Linked DNA regions of Homo sapiens: region 1 is linked to region 2. A link is a contact called in ENCODE Hi-C or POLR2A ChIA-PET data. All regions are on one chromosome and are shown on one strand. The core of a region is the stretch at or near the end of the contact, and the rest is flanking DNA. Distances in the headings are between cores, read along the strand shown. Region 1 holds the start of GASK1B (golgi associated kinase 1B). Region 2 holds the start of PDGFC (platelet derived growth factor C).

What was found. A loop is a pair of places that touch in the nucleus more often than their neighbours do. ChIA-PET counts read pairs that join two places held with the same protein, here RNA polymerase II (POLR2A). Pooled maps may share reads with other maps.
Region 1: a pooled map shows a loop between it and region 2 (2.8-fold over the local background). The contact joins the promoter of GASK1B here to the promoter of PDGFC in region 2. A Hi-C loop is called at or near these places in 1 of 168 maps with a recorded cell type or tissue (sigmoid colon) and 5 of 50 pooled maps. POLR2A ChIA-PET finds 5 or more read pairs at or near these places in 1 of 52 experiments (activated T-cell).

Annotation. Positions count from the first base shown.
Region 1 is chr4:158,169,409-158,175,104 of GRCh38, forward strand. GASK1B (golgi associated kinase 1B) reads right to left here and starts at 3,617. Exons shown (of 5, transcript NM_001128424.2): 1 at 3,460-3,617; 2 at 1,058-2,191. The coding sequence starts at 1,967. It overlaps GASK1B-AS1 (GASK1B antisense RNA 1), which reads left to right and starts at 1,344. Exons shown (of 5, transcript NR_147410.1): 1 at 1,344-2,072. LOC101928007 (a long non-coding RNA gene) reads right to left here. Exons shown (of 4, transcript XR_007058350.1): 3 at 4,706-4,858; 4 at 4,280-4,400. RefSeq lists enhancers at 1,100-1,620, 1,794-2,993.
Region 2 is chr4:156,966,680-156,973,194 of GRCh38, forward strand. PDGFC (platelet derived growth factor C) reads right to left here and starts at 5,120. Exons shown (of 6, transcript NM_016205.3): 1 at 4,107-5,120. The coding sequence starts at 4,224. RefSeq lists an enhancer at 4,907-5,407.

The DNA of each region.
Region 1 (5,696 bases), core at 2,367-4,866, 1.2 Mb after region 2:
CATTTTAAAATGAAATTATAATGCTAAAGCCATTGGAAATGCAGTTGGGTCTCAGCCACTCCCAGGGATTTTAATCCATTCCATTCTAGGCTCCCTGGGAACCTCACTGAAATGCTAAATTTCATGGTAACATGGAGAAAGTTAAGTATCCTTTCAGCTTATAATCTCTTTGGGGTACATTTTAGCCTCTTGGGCCAATCTGGATTCAAAGTTGTAACTTCTGGCATCATTCTGCATTCAAACATAAGCCACTGACTCACTGTACTTTGTATTCGAGCCCTGGAATAGCTTTAATATTCAGAGAATATCCTTTATATGGCATGGGCATGACCGCAGACCAGTCCTTTTGCTGGCAACTGCAGTAACTGGCTACATGTGTTAGAACCTGCCAAAATGTTTGTCACCCAAGACGGGAGAATCTTGAAAGACAGACTCAATAGATCATAGTCAGGGGCTTGATAAAACCACACAGCTAGTTAGTATACATACTGAACAAATCACCAATTTTTGCTCATTCTTTTTATTTGTTAAATAAAGAGGTTAAATCCATTGAAAAAAAAAGGGGGGGTTAAACCTAACATGGTCTGGCTCTGCGCGGCTTAAGAAGATTCCATCTGCTCAAGAACGATAACCCGCTTCCCCCTTACTTTTAAAAACTTCTACTTCCTCCCATAGTAACCTATTTAATAGTATGCCTGACTGTCAGCAAGTTCTTTGCCTCCAGCCTAGCTTCCTCTCCTCATCATGCAAATTGCCGTTGGCTTTAATTAGATTTAATAAGCCACTGGGAAGTGAAGCGAGGGAAATGGAGAGCAAAGATTATACAGTATGGGCTTACTCTTGCATGTCCAATACAGCATTTCCCTGGAACTCTCATATCCTCCCAGGCTGGGAAAATAAAGAATGCCAAGCGCATGGAAAGACACGCTGCTGCTGCTGCTGTCCAAATGTGAACCGTGGGTGGAGAAAAATCATTTAGAAAAAGAGAGTGAGGGAAAAAAGAAAATGAACCAGAATCCCCAACAGCTGCAAATAACGAAGCATGTGAATCTGTTACCTTGGATGAACTCTGCTTTCCTGCTCACAGACGGCAGGGTCCTGTTGAGCCCCAGGATCCTGTCTAGGTGGAAGGCAAACACCTCACTCATGTCCAAGGGCTGCTTGAGAAGCCCACAGGGGCTAGGGCCACAGCGGAGCACAGCGCCAGGTGCGCCCCCCTCCAGCACCAGCAAACGGGCTCCGCTCCTAGAGGACACAGGCCGGAGCCCTGCCACTGCGCTGTCCGCCAAGAGTCGCATTCTTCGGATGTCATCTTTGCTCAGCCAGGAGGGGGCGCTCTCGCTGTAGATCCTAATGTTGCTCTCCCTGGAGCTGGGCTGCAGGAAGTCTGGGCCCCCGGCTCGCACTCCCGGACCCCGCACCAACCTCCAGGGTCGCTCTCCAATCTTAACCAGGTTTGCTCCCTGAGCGTACCCAGGTGCTACAGCATCAGCTTCCCTTGCCGCTTCCTGCGGCTGAAGGGATGGTCCGACCAAAGCCTCCTGCCCTGGGGCAGCCGATGCCACTGCATGCTTTTTCCTGCGCTTGGGCTTCACGGTGCCACGGATATTGGCCGGCTTGCTGCGCTTGGAGCGTAGGGTAATGTACACCACATTGGGCTGCAGAGTGGACCCATTGCCCTGGGACTCTGGAGGGGCCAGGGTACCATCCAGGGGTATCTCAGGGAAGGATGGCTCGGCGGTGTCGCGGCTGCGATGTGGCCCCTTCTCAGCCGCCTGTCCATGCTGGAGAGAGGCCCTCCCCACCTGGCTCACCAGGAAGCCCAAGTAGATGGCACACGCAGTGCCCAGCAGAAGGTTTCTCCGGGTCCTTGGACGCCGGCTGCTCCAGAGCTTACGCACCCGCGGGACGCACAGGGAGCAGATGAACCAGTTTATGAGCTGCCCCGGCTTGTCTGGACAGGTCATTTCTCTGCCGCATCCACATGTTGAACGGAGTTTAAAGTCTGCAGTTGGCTCCTGCTAATGTGATGCATGGTTTCCTGACTTCAGCTGCCGCGTCCGCTTCGGGATATAAGTGGTCTCCAGTGGGCAGAGGTGGAAGGAAAGGGTTGGTGATGAAGCTGGGAATGTTTCTGACACAACAAACCTTTTAAATTATCAGTCTCCCCAAGGAGAAATGCGGCTTGTTTCTGGGAATGAATGGATACAGAGTTAACTGAGTCACAATTTCAAACCATTTAAGTTCCTCTACAAGAGTCAAGAAAAAAAGTAATCATTTCCTTTCATAAATATCACCACTAAATGTTTTTAAAAATAAAATTTAAAAGCATGCAAACGAGATAGATGTATAGATTTGATAGTCACTTGAAAGTAGTGAAAACAAGCCACAAAAATCCAAGAGTGTTTTATAACTTGTACCTAGAGTCATTTAAGTTGACTCTGAAGCAAAAGCGTTAAAATGTGACAAACCTGGGCTTTTCCTTTTTGAAATTCAGAAAGAACTTAAGACAAGTAATAGATAATTTTTTAATACTCTATACCTATACCATTTTTATTTTTTAAAGTCCTGAATTAACTAAGTACAAGCAGCAAGTATTAACAATAAAATTTAGAAACATATTCTCTTAGTCTAAAGGTACAAATTGTACTTCATATTAATAATATGTTCCATTAGCTTACATTGTTAGTATAATACAAAGCCATAAATGTCCATATATCTTGGAAGCAGTTGCATTTATTCTGTTTCTCTCTCTCTCTCTCTTTCTCTCTCTCTCACACACATACACACACACAACACAACACAACTCTGACTGCTTTTTATTTCTTTTCTTTCCACCGAAGTCAGCTGAAAGAAAATAAAAGCATCTCTAGTTCTGTTTTTTCACTATTAAAAAGAAAAAGAAGAAACTCGTAAGCAACCTTACTTACACAGCTGGCCCCATGCTTGGCTCCAGGAAGAATGTAATCCTTGACTCTAATGCAAAGAACTTTTAAAGGCTGAGGCATGTAAGTAGAACATATTTCATGGTCAAGAGTGTTCCACATTTCAAACATTTCAGTTCAGCTTTAAAAGCTCCCTTGAAAACTACTGATTGCAAAGCAAAACTTGGAAACTGACTGCTGCATGGTTTTAAGAGATACAAAGCTTTTAAAAACAATAGTTAACAAAATAAACTTTAATTTTAAATTCGGAAAAAAGAAATGCCGTAGAGAATCAGTTTTCATTCAAATAAATTTCCACTTATTTTTAACCCCTGGGAGCCCTCTAGTGTCCTGTTCGCAAACAGACTCAGAAATGTCAGTCTCATGAAGTTCAAAAGATCGAGAATGTTTGCTATCTTGGTGGAGCAGCCGCAGCCAAGCAAGTAACTTGTAAAATGAGGAATGCCATCACCCCTCGAGTGTCCATCCCACATAACTTGGGGTTAGAGCACAAGCGTTCCCAGGAACTACTCACCTTACCATCTTGGCCGTTTCATTTGTCTTCCACCAGTTCTGGAAAGAGAAGGCCTAGAAGTTCAGAAAAAAAGGTAAGAAAGAGTTAATATAAATGAGGAGAAAAAATAGAACAGTGAGATAAGAGTACACACAGATAAGGAAAGACATTTATAGTGTGCAATTGCACGGTGCAACAGTTCACAAAAGGAAGTCGTGGATTCTCTCTGATTGGAGGTTTTTTGAAAAAACAGGTTAGGGATTGGCCTGGGTGGTTTGCGTGTCCTAGCACAAAGGCAGGGGCTGATGACCTTGGGGTGTCAATTAGACTATGGCAAATAGAATCAAAAGGCAAGAAGACAGAAAGGGGACAGGGATTTTTCCTCCCCACAGAGAAAGAAAGTTGTGATACTGAAGAGTGGGTAAAAGATTAGCATATGGTGTATAATCCTAAAAATACTATATTTTACAATGCAAAAAGAGCAAGGAGTTGGAATATATAGGGAAGGAGAGAATAAACGTCCAAGTGGTAAATTGACAAAAATTATAATCGGGCTGTTATTTCAGCACTCTAAACTCAGTCCTTTTTTCCTCTTTAAAAGTCCTGCCACATGGAGGAATGAGAAGGAGCAATCCCAATATTGACAGTAGCCTGGAAGTACCTGGATATTTTGGCTAAACTTTGTGAGAATTCAGGCATCAAAACAATTTTATCTGCACTCAAAAACTCTTAGGCACACACTTCCATACACACAGAATTATTTTCTTGATAGAAAATGTGAACTTCTTGCAAGGAAACCATACCAAAGCTGCATTTTATAACCATCTTATTATTTCCACAGTCAAAGGAATAACTGACCTGGCTCTATAACAATTAAAAGTAAGCCTTTGGCAGAGGCCAGTTATAATAAGCAGACATCTCCTCTAGCTGTTTTTAGAGCTATTTTTTTCATGGAGAAATGCCTACGAGATAGGGAGAGTTGTGTGAGTTAGTAAATTTCGTTGACTACCTTCCCACCCCCACTCCAAAAATGTCTCCTAGAAAAAGAACAATACACTGTCCCCTGCTATAGCCACAATAGGGATTCGTGGAGGCTACACTATCTACTCTGAACTATGATATTCAGAGAATGGGCTGAAGAGGGAGGCAGACTGGCTTTAAATTCTCCTCATTTACCTCTTACGTGTGGTCCCCTGTGGCAAGTAATCTTACCTCTCTAAGCCTCAGTTTCCCCCATGTGTAAGAAAAGAAAAATAATAGCACTTACCCTATCGGTTTCTTCTGATGACTGAATGAGATAGCAGCCTTGGAATGATCATTTGAAATATTCAGCAATGTGTTTGTTTTTATCCCCCATGATGCCTCATTAAACTGCTCAGAGGCCTCTCTCCTCAGCCCAGGCCTTGACAGATAGTCACCACTGCACCACAGCAAAGCAATCATGGTAGAATTGAGGACAAGCACACTGAATTATTTGTAGCCAACATATTGATATAGCCAATACAGTGGATAAATGGGGCTTGTCAGATATAATCAGAGCACAATTTTAGTGATTCCCCCCACTGCCCATTGAAACCTGTTCTGTGGCCTGATATCTCTTTTCAACTTTCTTAAATGGAAACTCAGGCAGTCCCCATGACTTTTCCAGTCATACTTAAATTTTTGTAAAAGTTCTCCAGTTGTTAGCCATAGACATACAGACACATAATACACATAAACTAATTAATATGTTTGATTCTATATCACAGTCAATTTCTTTAAAAATTTCTTTTAAATTCCCAGAATTTCTCCAGAAGATAGCAGTCCCTCAAAAAGCATAGCCAAAATCTACTGAAAAGGGACAGAGGAGACCCATCTTACATTCTTTTTTGTTCCTGCCTAGAGCTCTTATTCCTTAACCACTCACCCAGCCGCTCACCCCACTTTGAGCCTGGCTCTGGCTGTTCCAAGGTAGTGGAGAGAGAGAAGCAATAATAGCAGAAATGGCCTTGCTACTCCATTGATACTGCTGCAAATTGACTTATAAGCTCTCCAGGTTTGGCAGGTGTGTAAAGCTGACTCTGAGATAGTTAATTCAAAGACACCACTATCAAAGCATCTCTCTAGCTGGCTGTTGATGGCCCCTTAGTCCCTTGGAACTTGGTAGCCCCCTGTTCTGTTGAGATCACCTCATCTCTCCAGGCTGTTCTCTTAGGCAGCATTTAAGCTGACCTGCAGGCTGGTTTTCTAACTTGGGCCTCTGTGTACTGCCCCACAAG
Region 2 (6,515 bases), core at 3,870-6,369:
TTCCGTGCCTGAGACAGAACTAGAGGTCGTAGAAGAGATGGCAGCACTGAGGGAAGTTTAATGTCCAATCCCATCCTCTATTTACAACTATTTAACAAACGATATATTAGTCCCTGAGGCTTCCTACAAACCTCTGTACTTTCTAAACACCTTTCAGTGGTAAAAGCAAAGTATATCATCCATCCAATATCTATGATTAAAATTGATATGGAAGAAAAATTACCACATAATAGAGCTTTTTAATCACCTACTGTGAAAAGACAAAATTCATCATTACATAATGGCACTGTACTTGTTCAACTTCCTCAACTATTTCAAACAGCAGAGAACCAGGAGGAAGTTTTTTCTTTTTTTTTTTTTTTGTAAAAAAGCCTTTAAACAACAAAAATAAATGTCAAAAAGGTCACGCAATAAAACTTACAGGGAAACTTACAGGAAAGTCCCTTTAGTCTGCAGTTAGAGCCTATTTACTCTTGGACACTGTTCTAAATATTGTGGTTATCTGTTTTTGATAAAACAGAGATTTGAAGCTGCCACCTAAAAATGATGGCGAGGGGACTGGGCACCTTTTTTAATTTTCCATTTTTAATTTAAATTTTGTTAGATACAGGAGCATTGACAGTAGGAAGAGAAAGCTGGCACTGATAAAAAGAGATGGAAAATCCATAAACACAAGATACCGGCAAAAGGGCACGACCAGCAGACCAAAGTAAATTGCCCCACATGCCACAAAAGCCCTTGAGAAAAAGAACACATACAATAACTGATGTTAATAAGACCAACCGTAGCGAAGAGCGGCATATTCCAAATCAAAATTCAGAATGGCTAAAGAAAATGAGAAAAAAATGATACGCATGCTCTTAATCTATGAGTAAACTAAAAATCACTCACCAACAACACAGGTAGAAGAGGCATTCCTCCACCAACAACTTTGTCATTGACATCTCTTTGTGCTGTATGCAACAGACAAAGTAGGTTTTGTTTTGTTCCTGGGTGTATGATTCTTTCTGCTACAACTCAGAAGCACCGTCCCAGAACTTAATCATTCCACAATAGGCATTCTCATCTAAAACCAGTGTGCACAAAATATGAGTATTTTTCACCATGGTCATACAACAAGTATACAGGCCAGACACCCTCCAAGCAAGTCAATGTTATCTTTTAATCTCTTTCCTCAAGTTAAATCTGAAGACTCTTGTTTTCATAAGTGAGACAGGGTCAGAAGTAAGGTTAAAAATTAAGTATAGTATATGAAGTCAACTTATAATATTAGAGGATAAAACTTTGTACAGTAAAAGTGGCAAGAATTGCAATCCAATGGTAGGTCAAAAACCAGATACCTAACAATAGTGTAAATGACACTAACCCTTCAAAGCTAATTCTGAACCATGTCCACATGATCCAGTCTAAATCCATGTATGCAGCATTGGCTACAGCAATCAATTTCCAATTCTACCTCCTCTTGAAATACCAAGTTAATATTAAAACTGAGCAGCCCGAGGTACCTGATTGAGTAATCACCATTAGGGACTTTAGAATACTCAAGAAAAGAGAGTATCATGAGGAGGGGTCCTTGGAGACAAGAATGAGCTGCTACAGTCATAATATATCAATTTGGACATTTCAGAGTTAGAGAAGACCTGTCACAAAACGATGCAATGCACAAACTGGGCCAATGGGATCTTCTACGTGGTATCCTCAAGGAGGGTTCGTATTTACAGGACTGTACAACTGTCAAAATTGAGACAGCAACAGGGCAATCAAAATTCAATCATAATTCAGTATGTGGGCAAAAGATTACCCACATAATGGAAAATTTGAAAGACAAAAAGAAGAAGAAGTAGAAGTAGTAGTAGTAACGGTAATGGTAGTAGCTCTAACAAATCTGGTTACATTCCAGGGGAATCTTCTTCAGCACCCACCTGTTACCCTCAAATCTTGAAACATTTACGTATAAAAATCAACCTGAGCATGTGCAAGAAAATAGCTCTATATTGCCCCCTAGTGCTGGCCAGTGCCACTTCTCCTTGGGCTAAAAACTACAAGTAGTTCCTCTACTTCTAGTTACTTCCTGCTGCCATCCTTAACATAGACCAACCCCCAAACATAGCCTAATCCTCTACCCACAGATTAGGAAACAAGCAGCAATTTTTAGCATCATGCATCTTAGGAATGGAAATGGCCCAGCCTCAGATGGCAACAGAATGTGTGTGGCCTGGCTTAATGAACTCATCTCTCCTGGAGGTGTGAATCTACTTGGGTAAAGTGGCCTATGACCACATGCTGCATGACAGCTCTGGGACCCTTACAAAGTGATGATAGCATGGGGATCACAAGAGAGAACTAAAAGGAAAGGACAAAGAGAAGCACAGGTCAGCAAAGAGATTCGGGCAGATGCCAAGAGAGGCTTGATAAGACAAGGCAATAGGAGAAATGATATGGGACAGGAACAATAAAAAACAGAAGCCAGGAAGCCAGGAATATTGTGCATTGTTGTCATTATGGAGGAGCTTGGCTAGTAAGAAGCAATATTTTGAACTGGACATTTATTTTACATGAGAAAGAACAAAGGTTGGTCTGATGTGTTTCCTGCACGGGTACAGCTGGTGCTGTGGCTCCTTTGATCACTTTCCCCCAGACCTCTGCAGCTACTGTGATTAGAGATACATCCCTAGGCTGCCCTTTGATCAGCAGCTCAAGGAGCCTGCAGGTGCCATGTGGCATCACATTAGCAAGTTGTAAGAAGCACCACACTAATATTAGCTGATAAATGTGATACTATGTCTTGCTGCGCAACAGCAAATACAAATAACGTTTGCAAAAGTCGGCAGAATCCTTATTTTATCTACTTTTATACCCTAAAACTTTCTGTGCTTTCTTAAACATGAACACTTCATAGAGTTTAAATTCAAAGTTGAAGTCTTGAAACACCCCAATATGAAAAGGAAAAAAAATCACTCTGACTTAAAACTATAGCACATCCTATCTTAATTTTGTAGGTATGCCACTTGTGTTCATTTTGCATGGTTAATCAAGTGACAGAATCCTTGCATTCTGAATAGATGATATACAAAGCAGTAAAAACATGTATATTCCTTTTCAAATTACAGTAAGAGCCACCATTTGTAAACAGGGCGTTAAATATTCCAATTTTAGACAGCCTAACATGAACATTGTGGTTTCATGTGCAGTATAAAATTTCTATTTACAAAGTATTCTCAAAAATGACTTCATAATGGTAGATGAAGAGAAAAAGAGTTTAGAAATTGAATGATGTAAATCATATGGGTTCAGAGGCTAAGCAAATTACACACCCTGAAGCTGCCCTGGCTTTATGAAAGGAGCCTTTCTCCAGCTCTGTGCAATCCCAGCCCAAGGGAACTTGCATCTGAGAGTTTTCTAAACATTTCAGGTACACTTGAAAGCTGAAAGTAATTCTCATTTCCTATGCAGGATTAAGTCGTTTCCAGCACACACAAAATAGCAGTCATTCACCAACACATACAAAAACACACCACCAGAAAGGTAAGGACTTCAGAGTACAAAGGCAAGTTTAAAAAACAAAAACTAGGGAGCAAGAGAAATACACTTTTTAATTCCTCTAAAAACGACCACACAGCCTCTTGACCTCTATATTTCCTATCTACTCATTGATTAATTGATGACTTCGACCTAGAGTGCTTCAATTAATGCGGCTGATATATTTCCTGACCGACCCCCCTCGCCCTCCCCAAATCTGAGTAAAGTCAAACATGCCAAGGCTCATTCATTTTGGATTCGTTTTTAGAGGCAGTTCTTGAACTTCTAACTTTAGCAATGAGCGAACCTGCAATGTGCATTTGAAATGACGTTCACAATCGCTCCCAGAATGTCCTCACTCAGCAGTGGCACTCACGTTGCCCTCTTGGAGCTTTGTGGCAGCTCCCGAAGTTGCAAACTACACTTAACCTTTAACAGTCCATGCCAATGAACGCAGCGCACATTTGCATGTAATGAGAGACCAAAGATACCTTCACAGTCTGGTATATATCACATACCAACGCACAATGCCAACGTTAACACACACAGCGAGAAACAAGCAGGGGGAGAATGGGGGAAAGACTCACCGTTCTGTTCCTTGTTGCTGGAAAACTGGAATTTACTACTCAGGTTGGATTCCGCCTGAGTCCCCTGTCTCTGGCCGGCCAGGGCAGATGTCAGCAGGAGAAGCCCGAAGAGGCTCATTTGGCTGACTGGGGTGAGAGCTCACTCACGGCGGGCACTTTGGAAGCAGCGACTCCCGAGTCTCTTTCACCACCGCCAGGGGAAGGCTGCACTGGGGTGGAAGCGCCGAGCCTGCTCTGGCAGCAGAGAATCGCAGGGTAGTTTCCACATAATCCCATCCAAAACTTTTTCCTAGAGCCCTCTTCTGTGTCTCCAGTTTTTGAAAAGGATCAAAGCAAAACCTGGACCTGAACCAGTTTCCCAAGGTTTAAACAAATCCTGAGCTGTGGCGAAGTGGTGGGGGTGGGGGTGAAGGCGAGGGAGGAATGAGGGGGTGGGGACGCGGGGGAGCGGCGAGAAGTCCCCAGCAAGTTGCTGGGAGCACCTGTCAGTTCGGGGGACAGGACAGAGGCGAAAACTCAAGGGTTGCCCGCAGCCAGACTGGAAGCCAAGTCGGCGGCGAGCAGTTTCTGATCAATAACAAAGCTGCCAATAGATGCGGCTCTCCGGGCGCCCCTCTCCCCCGCCCCACCCCCCACCCCCGAAGGGGGAGGGGGAAGAAACAAGGCGAGGGCGCCGCGGCGGGTCCCACGGGCCGGGGCGCCGGAGCGGGGCCGGGGGGCTCCGGGCCGACGGCGGCCCGGGCGCAGGCGGAGAGAGGCCGCGGGGCTCCCGCTCCTCAGCCCGGAGCGCAGTTGGCCCCGGGTTCGGAGCGCCGCAGCACGGATTCCGGCACCTGGCTTGAGTTTTCCGCGACCAAAGTTCACCTTGTTCGGGCTCGTCCCCCGCTCCTCAAAGCCTGGGGCAATTCGGCCGCTCGGGGTCACCGCGGGGCTCCGGTTGTTCCCCGTCCCCTCCCCCCACGCCTCGGGCTCCGCGCTAACCTCGGGGCTACGCGCGGCGTCTCCGCACGGGGTGAAGAGGGAAGGCCGGGGCGGCCGGGAGGATCCGGCTTGTCCCCTCCCCTTCTCTACCTTCCCCCCGCCGGGCGGCAGACAGGAGGTGGGGGCCGTGGGCCGAGCCCGGGCGGAGCGCGCGCCTGGCGAGCGGGGGCGGCTCAGCGGCTCTCCCGCAGGCGGCCGATGGGGCGGGCGGGGGTCAGCGCCTCTGGGAGGGGCAGCCCTGGGACGCGTCCGCGCGAGCGGGCTTGGCCGCCCACTGGCTGTCAACAGGTGCTGCGCAGACAGGGGGTGCTGCGGGACTCGCTGTGGGCAAGACCCCGGTGGCCCAGGAGAGGAACGCGGCCAAGGCGGCCCCTGCTTTCCCTTCCACGGAACACCTCTAACCCCAAATACAGAGCACGATGGGTGGTGAAGGGTGCTGCAGAAGTAAGTGGGAAAGAACTTCCTGCAGCTCTCCTTCTCCCGCCCCCTGTCGCCTGACTTGTCATTAGTTTCCAGGAGGGCTCCCCACTCCCTAAGGTCTTTGCTAGGACCCTTGGCCAGAGTTTCAGAACAGAAGGAAGAAGGGAAATGAATTCAAAGGCTTTCCTCCAATTTCCAGCTCCGTAAAGCAGGACAAATAAAGCAAAAGTAAAGGCAGCCAAAATAACATCCATTTAACAAGTACTATATTTACTGAATGCCTACTATGTCGGGCACTGTTTAGAGGTTGGAGCCGTAGCAGTGAAAACAGACAAAAGTCCCTGCCCTCGTGAAGCATACGTAGTAGTTGGGCAGCATTAAGCTAATAGCAAGCTCTTCTGAGAATGGTGTCTAAGGGACTCAGAATGATCCTGCAACCTTGGACTTTCCTACAATACAGCCTCTAACAAAACTAGGCTGCCCTGAACCCCTGGTGATAGAATTGTTTACATTTACACCAAAAAGGTCGAGAAAGAACTGAAATCTCTTGTGGCTTGTGTTCAGGCTGACTTGGAGAGAGAGGCCGATGCTTTAAGACCTAAAGTTCTCATGAGGTAGTCTGAAATGAAACACACATGCCAAGCAGGGCTTATGGTGGTTCCATGTCTGCTAAATATGTCTGTGACAGGATCCAACGTGCTTTCTTTGTGGAGAAGCAGAAAATCATTGTCAATGTGTTAAAGGCACAAGCAGAGAGTCAGAAAAGTTGAATTTTAAAATGAAGCTATTTTTGAGTAATAATCAAAATGAAAACAAGGAAGTGCCATGGCAGGCAAATCAGCAATATCACCCAACTTCTTGTGGAAAAAAAGTCAATGCAAACAATTCGACCATCAAGAACACTTGGGCTGGAACAGAAAACCAAAATAGCAATGTCCCTGAAACTAAGGAGTGGCATTTGGGCAAGAACATATTCTTACTGGACCAAACCAGGGGCTGATCCTTCTT